2 separate regions of the Homo sapiens genome follow, and region 2 is linked to region 1. A link is an interaction called in ENCODE POLR2A ChIA-PET data of the cell type or tissue named here. Cell type or tissue: MCF 10A. All regions are shown on one strand. Each heading gives the region's core, and the rest is flanking DNA. Links, peaks and the distances in the headings are about the cores only. Region 1 has its middle 5.2 kb from the start of FJX1. Region 2 has its middle 85 kb from the start of LDLRAD3.

What was found. Peaks named below come from ENCODE experiments on the same cell type or tissue, not always from the same donor. Only the 100,000 strongest peaks of a DNase experiment are listed, where the experiment ranks them.
Region 2: POLR2A ChIA-PET joins it to region 1 with 6 read pairs; 2 of 35 experiments call an interaction of 5 or more read pairs at or near these places.

Annotation. Positions count from the first base shown.
Region 1 is chr11:35,621,507-35,625,864 of GRCh38, reverse strand. No RefSeq gene overlaps it. Among named protein-coding and RNA genes, the nearest start is that of FJX1, 5.2 kb to the right of the region's middle. In MCF 10A, for the core only: no CTCF peak of the experiment used is centred there; a DNase peak (open chromatin) is centred at 2,014.
Region 2 is chr11:35,856,811-35,861,208 of GRCh38, reverse strand. It overlaps the pseudogene KRT18P14. Among named protein-coding and RNA genes, the nearest start is that of LDLRAD3, 85 kb to the left of the region's middle. In MCF 10A, for the core only: no CTCF peak of the experiment used is centred there; no DNase peak of the experiment used is centred there.

The DNA of each region.
Region 1 (4,358 bases), core at 359-4,358:
TGGGAACTGTGGCTTACTCCTGTAATCCCAGCACTTTGGGAGGCTGAGGCCGGCAGATCACTTGAGGCCAAGAGTTCGAGACCAGCCTGGCCAACATGGTGAAACCCAGTCTGTACAAAAAAATACAAAAATTTGCCGGGCATGGTGGTGCACGCCTGTAATCCTAGCTACTCAGGAGGTTGAGGCAGGAGAATCATTTGAACCTGGGAGGCAGAGGTTGCAGTGAGCTGAGATCGCGCCACTGTACTCCAGCCTGGGTGACAGAGCGAGACTCCATCTCAAAAAAAAAAAAAAAAAAATTCATGTTATGTATATTTTCCACAATGAAGAAAAAAAGAGGTCATGACTAATCATTCCCCAGTCACTTTGCCTTTCCAGGCCAGTTGTGAGGTGAGGACAAAGTCTTTACTGAACATTAAAAGGAAAAAATCACTATGAGGAAGGTGTAAAGAGGCAAAGACAAATGCATGGTGTAGGGCTATCTAATTAAAAGTGATACCTCTCTATTTTTTAACCCACAATTTCTCAGCAAAGTAAAATCTGTGACTTGGTACTGGAAAAATGCCAGTTCTACATCATTTTTCTGCATATGGTGTAAAATAACTGATAAAACCATAAAAGACACCATATGGCACAGATGAAAGAGAAAAAAAGGAGTTCTTTTTTGTTGTTGTTACTCAATGAACAATTAGTTCTCTGTTATTTAAAAAAAAAAAAAAAAACTAAGGTGCCATTAGGAGAAAAATTTCCAAAGTGTCAAGAAGACATATTCAAAATGGAAAGAAAGTTGGAAAGATAAATACAATAAGCATTCCTTTAGCTATATTTAGTGGTGTCCTGCAGAGAAAAAAAATTCTAGTTAGGCAGCATTAAGACATAGTTTATTAATGCAGTTTCCCCCACAGCAGGACACAGAAAGAGAAACTGGTAAAACAGTAACATTAAAAAATTATGATTCCTACATCTGATCTTTATGAATACATAGAAGAGAAACTGTCCTCTTGAGTCATCCTTGGGCCATATTGAGACAGAGATGCAAAAGATTATTATTATTATTTTTGCTTCAAAGCACTATCTGCTCATGCATGGTTTGAACAGACTGAAAGTCACCTCCCATATTTAGGGAATTTTTCAAGTATTTATAGAAAGACCCTATGTAAGATTTTGAGCAGTTCTCCCAATGACATTTTGAAATAAAGCACTACAGTCTTTTGTTTTTAAAGAATGTACAAAATTGAAGTCTGTTTGTATTGCCTTTGGGGAAATATTGTAGTAGGTAGTAATCTGGTTATAAATGGAATTTCCCTAGAATCTTAGAGCTGAAAGGGAGCTTATTGATGATCTAATCCAGTGTTTTGCATAGTGCAGCCTGTGCCCCACCGATGAGTTACAAAATCAATTTAGAGGGCCACAGTTAGCGTTAGGAAATAAAGGAGGAGAAGGAATAGAATAACATTGAATGAAAGAGAAAAAGTATGTTATACATACTGTTTTGTGAAATTTTTGTTTCAGTGGTATGTGTGTCTCTCTGTCTAACTGAGGTCACAATATAAAATATATGTGTCTTACTGTGAGTTCTGGTCCAAATATTAGAAATTATCAGCCTAATCAAATATCTTCCCATTGCAGGCAAGATAACTGAAGCCAGAGGGGGAAATGATTTTCTCAAATCAGACAGTGTATCAGAAGTAGCCCAGGTCTCCTGTCTCTCAGTATCCTTTCCATTAGACTCTAATGCCTAAAATATGCTTGAAGGCGGATGTCAACCCTTGTCCTTTGATTTCCGTACTGCCTTGGCAGCTGACATTCTATTCTCTTTTGGAGCATTTCCTATGCTCTGAATTCCCTTTTCTCCATCTCTAGCACTCCCACGGCCCTTCTACCACTTGGGATCAGCGATCTTGTGTGATGCGGGCTGGTGTGCGCAGGGGCAAAATATCAGCGCTTAGGCTTGCATGGTCCATGACTCACGGATAGCTCATGGTAGCTCAGAAGATTTGGAGTTCCACAGCTCACTGCTCCCTGGAGCTGATGGGCCACATGAGGAATAGAATTACAGCCTCCTTGTGAAAAAGAGGGAAGTACATATGACCACTCACTTAGAGGGCATGCTCAGAAACAAGACAGCTAGCTGACAGCTGTGGGCTCTGGGTAATTCCTGCCAGACTCAAGCACTCTAGCTGATTTTCCTGGGTCAAAACAGAAGCATGTAGATTCTGTTCTATAACTGCAGAGATAGAACAGGATTATGAAAGAGGATCATGTCTGGAACTTAAGGTGCCTCTGTTTTTGAGTTAGAGGAGAAATGTTCTACCTCACCAATAAACTCTTATATTGCATTTGCTGTGTGCCAGGCACTATTCTGACGATATTATAAATATTTACTCATTTAATCCACATAATCAACCTCAAGGTCTTAGAGGACTCTCCTAGCTGCAGTTGTAGGCAGAAGGTTGAGAAACATTGAGATGTGTTAAAATAATTTGTTTTTCTTTCTGATTCGAAGACAGGAGGGTGAGTACACTTAATAGAGTTTAGAACTATGTCACTGACAAAGCGAATTAATCAAAAGTCAAATCCAGGGAGAAAGGGCAACTGCCTACTGTCACTTGGCAGAAAGAATAGGGAAGAGGGTTGTCCTTGCAGATTCATCACTTCTTGAAGCTTTCCAGAAGTGGTGATGGATTTGCAATAAGCCATCTGCTTTTTTTTTTTTTTTTTAATTTAAGCCACCCTCATATATTTGTAGTATAGCTGCCTTGGTGCTGAAGTTTGCTTGGGTCCTGAAATCACCCACTCAAACCCATGTGGACCTGTGCCCTTGGCCTTATGAACCAGTGCCTTGCATAGCGCTAGAAGAGGGTCCTTAGTAAACAATTTATTGAACCAATTTACTATCACATGTTTAAAACTGACACTGACCTTGGAAACAGCCAGATTTGACTTTGATGATGGAAATTACTGAACGTAAGAAGGGCAAAAGTTGTTTTTTTTTTTGTTTTTTTTTTTTAAAGAGGAATAAGAAGTGAGGTTTTTTGTTTTTATTTTTGGAAGCACCTGTATGTGCTTGTATGCTTTATATGTTAACATTTAAATCCCACAATATTCTGATCAAATCTCCATTTCACAGATGAGGGAACTAAGTTAAATGACTTGCTGAAGGTAGGTAAGGAACAGAATTCAGAATATTGTCTGCCTGTAGAACCCATTACTCTTTGCAAATCATGCTGTGGTCTGAAAGTTTTTTTTTTTTGTTGTTGTTGTTGTTCATTTGAGAAATGATTTGTCCATAGCAGCATTCACTGACCATGGCGAAACTTTAATTGATCTTTCCATGCCACAGCCTACCTACTATCTATGAGGAACAGCAACAGTTAAAACCCATTCTGTAATTAAGTCTTGGTTCCATTAACAACTCCACCATGTAATTAAACTTATTTCTCGAACAAGCAGACACGGTTCACTAAAGAATCTGAGAAGAGCCATTTAAATTATGCTCAGTGTTTTGCTCTGGGTTAACCACGATCAAGTCTGGGCTTGGAACTGAAGTTTAGAAAGAATGTAGAGAATGCTGCTGGCCCAGAACTCACCAGTGCTGAATCTTCATGGGATCCAGGATGTATTTCCTGTGCAATCTGTGAAACTTCTAACTTATTACTGCTCATTGTTTTCCTCCATGAATATGTTGGGTAAAAATGCAGGTTGCTGAATACTTGTCCTGTTCTTGGAACAGCCTCCATTAACTAAAGCAGCAAATCTAATAGTGAAATAATCACCAGAAATGGAAAATGTTTCTTTCTGAAAGGTGTAATTATGAGAGGTATCCCATTAACAATGTCTTGAAAAAAGATAAATTTCCGATTATCAGTACATTCTATGGCTGTACTGTGCAAACACTTGACTTACACCACAGAGAGTTTATGGACTATTTTTTTTTTAAGGCTGAGATAAGATTTGGCTTAGCAAAAGGCACTGAAAACATAAGGATGACATTAAATAGTTAAATTACACACTATGTTGTAATGCAGAGTGAGAAGGGGAACCCCCAGAGATTTAATAGCTTCCTGAGTCTATAAAACCCTAGGTTTACAAATGCAAGTCAAATAAAAAACTATTAAAGTTGCAACCAAAAGTTGATTTGAGTTAAAGGTCATTAAATAAAAAGAAGGTAACAGGCAAGATCACTTGGGCCCAGATACCAAAGAAAATGCCAAAATAAAACACCAAGGGCCGTAAAATACAAATCAAGCTCTTCCTCTTGAGATAAAAATCCAAAAATAATTTGTTTGAAGTCCTAGAAAGGGTCCAAATGTCATACACAAAGCACTGTACGCCTTCATGGTCTCACGCTGGCTGCT
Region 2 (4,398 bases), core at 261-4,260, 240 kb before region 1:
AGCAAAATCTGGGAGCAGTTGGAGAAGAAGGGACCCCAGGTCAGAGACTGGAGCCATTACTTCAAGACCATCGAGGACTTAAGGGCTCAGATCTTCACAAATACTGTGGACAACGCCCACATCATTCTGCAGATCGACAATGCCCATCTTGCTGCTGATGACTTTAGAGTCAAGTATGAGACAGAGCTGGCCATGCACCAGTCTGTGGAGAGTGACATCCATAAACTCCGCAGGGTCATTGATGACACTAATGTCACTCGGCTGCAGCTGGAGACAGAGATTGAGGCTCTCAAGGAGGAGCTTCTTTTCATGAAGAAGAACCATGAAGAGGAAGTAAAAGGTCTGCAAGCCCAGACTGCCAGCTCTGGGTTGACTGTGGAGCCAGATGCCCCCAGATCTCAGGACCTCACCAAGATCATGGCAGACATTCTGGCCCAATATGACAAGTTGGCTCAGAAGAACCTAGAGGAGCTGGACAAGTACTCGTCTCAGCAGATTGAGGAGAGCACCACAGTGGTCACCACACAGTCCACCGAGGTTGGAGCTGCTGAGATGACACTCATGGAGCTGAGATGTACGGTCCAGTCCTTGGAGATTGACCTGGACTCAATGAGAAACCTGAAGGCCAGCTTGGAGAACAGCCTGAGGGAGGTGGAGGCCCACTATGCCCTGCAGATGGAGCAGCTCAACAGGATCCTGCTGCACCTGGAGTCAGAGCTGGCACAGACCTGGGCAGAGGGACAGCGCCAGGCCAAGGAGTATGAGGCCCTGTTGAATATTAAGGTCAAGCTGGAGGTTGAGGTCACCACTACCACCACCTGCTGGAAGACGGCGAGGACTTCAATCTTGGTGATGCCCTGGACATCAGCAACTCCATGAAAACCATCCAAAAGACCACCACCTGCCAGATAGTGGATGGCAAAGTGGTGTCTGAGACCAGTGACACCAAAGTTCTGAGACATTAAGCCAGGAGAAGCAGGGTACTCTCTGGGGAGCAGGAGGCCAATAAAAAGTTCAGAGGTCAGGCTGGGCGTGATGGCTCACACCTGTAATCCCAGCACTTTGGGAGGCTGAGGCGGGCAGATCACCTGAGGTCAGCAGACTGGCCAACGTGGTGAAACCCCGTCTCTACGAAAACACAAAAATTAACTGGGCATGATGGCAGTTGCCTGTAATCCCAGCTACTTGGGAGACTGGGGCGGAAGAATCGCTTGAACCCGGGAGGCAGAGGTTGCAGTGAGCCGAGATCATGCCATTGCACTCCAGCCTGGGTGACAGAACGAGACTGTCTCAAAAAGAAAAAAAAATTCAGAGGTCAAAATAAATAAATAAATAAATAAAATAAGATAAAATAGCCAGGCACAGAGGCACAAACCTTTAGTCCCAGCTACTCAGGAGGCTGAGGTAGAAGGATTGCTTGAGCCTTGGAGGTTGAGGCTGCAGTGAGACTGCCCCACGGCACTTCGGCCTGGGTGACAGAGACCCTATCTCAAAAAAATTTAAAAATGTGCTGGATCCTGGTGGGCCTCTCTCTTCCCTCCACTGTTCTTTCTCTCCTTTTCTCCCCAATTCTTTTTGCCATCTTTTTCTCTTCCTACCTCCAAGTCTGCTTCTCTCAATGTATGACTTCATACATTCCAGAGGCAAAAGAGAGGAAGAGTGGGAGGGAGGCCTGGTCCCAAACTATGTAAGCCGTAGGCTTACATCACTCTAGTTGGAAACTCCAGTGGAAGAAAAGAGTTTCTCTTTCCTGGAGCCTATATATAAAATCCCAGGGAAAACCCCTAATTGGTCTGTGTGGGTCACATGCCACCCTTGTCTTGGCAAGTTACTATGGCCATGGAGATGGGTTATTTGATTATCTGGCTTAGGTCACATGCCGAGACCAGTGGCCAGGCAGGCAGCCCCCATGAATCAAATGAAATGAAGAAGTAACTCATTGCAGTAGGTACCGCTACCAGAGGGAGAGGTTAAGAGCAGTGATGGCCATATTAGACCTACACATCAGCCATCGACATTTAGTAATCCACCCTGTTCTAGGCACGATGGGAAAGGAAGTACAGACACAGATCCTCCCAACGTTGGAAACAATGGTAAACTCCACAGAGAGTTGCAAACTTATTTTGTAAGTATCAGCACTTACGAAGCAGCCTGTCTCCACTGGAAAACCGAACTTCCTCATATTGTCTAATCCTTTTCTAAGCTCCAAGCCCCCTGCCCCTCTGATTCACAAGGGTTTCACTCAGGGCAGCATGGGGAACCTGTGGAAGGTAGGTTAGGCCCACTTCCCTGGCACCCTTGGGCATACTCTTAGGCTGTAGATCATATGACAATTCAAGAAACAGAGGTGGGGTAGGGTGGAGATGAACGAGTGCAGACAATCACTGTCCTCACCTGAAGACAGCCAGGAAAGGTCAGGTGACCAGAGGACTCTAGGTCAATAACAGATTGGCTGCCAGGATAGTCTTACCTAGCTTGGGGGTAGAGTATGAGGAAATACTTCAAAGAATACAGGCTACAGGGAAAACAAAACAAAACAAAAAAACACAGGATCTTTTGCAAAGAGTAGTGAAGAGGAGGTCCTTTAACCTGGACAACCTGATTAGTGCAGATCACCAATTGTTGGCCCAACTCCTAGAAAGAAGGAATGAGCTAAGGATGGGAGGGCATGGCTTTCAGCTTCAGGAGCGGGTAAGAAGGAAGGCAGGAGGGACATGTGGCATGGAAAATAGTTTGGTAAGCTCCATCCCTGGAATCAGAGCTGAAAAGAACTTATAGATACCTTCACAGGGGCTGTCAGGAACTAAAGCCTAGAACCAAAAGACAGAGGGAGAGAAAGATTATGAGGAAGAAGATGAGGCTCTGTACTGAATAGATTAATTGTAGAATAATAGATGTCCCTTTCACTCAGTGAGGGCCTCTGGACTGGGTGACACTCAGTAGAAGTCAACAGTAACTGGATATGATTATGAAGAAGGACCATGTCATCCAAGGCCAGGATGGGCTGTGGGCAGGTCCTCCACCTATCCTGCTGTGTACTGTACAATCTGGGGGGCTCCATTCCTATTTTGATCTATGTCTACGGTGCTTCCTTCAGTGGTGTGGTGCACAACCTGACCATAGCAGTAAAGCATTTCCTTGATATTTCAATGGCTAGATGGATACATCTTATCTAATGACTCGTGCAGCAACAAATGTGCCTGAAAACCAACCAGGAACTGTACTGAGTCCCGGGGATCAGGTAAGGTGTTGTGGTTCCTGGGAGAGACAGTCACAGGGGTCTGTGTTCATATAATTGTCCAAGTTGTAGGGACAGAGAGAAGGGAGTATTTCATTCTGTCTGGAGAGAGTGGTCAGAGAAGACTTCAACAAGAAGGTGATACTTGAGCTAAGGCTGAAAGATGAAGGGTTAACCAGACAGTGAGAGGTGAGAGGGCCCATTTCTGGAAGAAGAAATAACACAAACAAAGGCAAAGAACTGCTGGTTCATGTCCTACCTAATAGGAAAGCCAGTTTAGATATTTGAGTTTGCAGTGGCATAGAATATAGAGTTTAGTAGGCATGTGGGAACTTGGATGTGGAAGGGCTTTAAGTGTTTTGCTGAGAGGTTAGATCTCCATACTGGAGGTATACGGAGGGGCAAGAACCAAGGTCTTGTGTAACCCATGGAACCTCTATGTCCATCCTGTAAGGCTTGGATTGTGACAGTGGAAGTAGTAAAAAGCAACATGGAGAAGAATACACTTGCTATGTGTCTGCTTACTGAAAGGTCTGCTATAGTCTGAATATGTTCCCCCAGAATTTATATGTTGAAGCTTAATCACCAATGTGACAGTATTAAGAGATGGAGGCTTTAAGAGGTGATGAAGTCATGAAGACAGAGCCTCCATGAATAAGATTAGTGACCTTGCTAAAGAGGTTGAAGGGAGTTCCCAGGTCCCTTCTACCAGGTGAGGATGCAGCAAGAGGCATCATCTATGAAGTATCTGTGAGCCTTCACCAGACACCAGATCTGCTAGTGCCTGGTTCATGGACTTCCCAGCCTCCAGAACTGTGAGCAATACATTTCTGTTATTCATAAACTACCTAGTGTAAGGTATTTTGTTATAGCAACTTGAATGGACTAGGATGGGGCCTATGTTTACTAGGTCCTTTATTGCATTTATGAATGCCTCCTGGGCAGGCAGATACTTTGGCAGAGTGAAGTTGACAGGTGTTAGAGCCAATGTGCATCAGCAGGGACTCTGGGGGACTGAAGCATGTGTGCCCTGTTTAAAGGGACAGTCATTACTCAGCTCTAGTTAATTGTTGCCATGAAGAAATGTGGTCTCACTTTTGCCAGCTCCCTTGATTTTTCAAGAGAAGGCAGAAATCAAAGGTTTTAGGTAAAATTTTCTC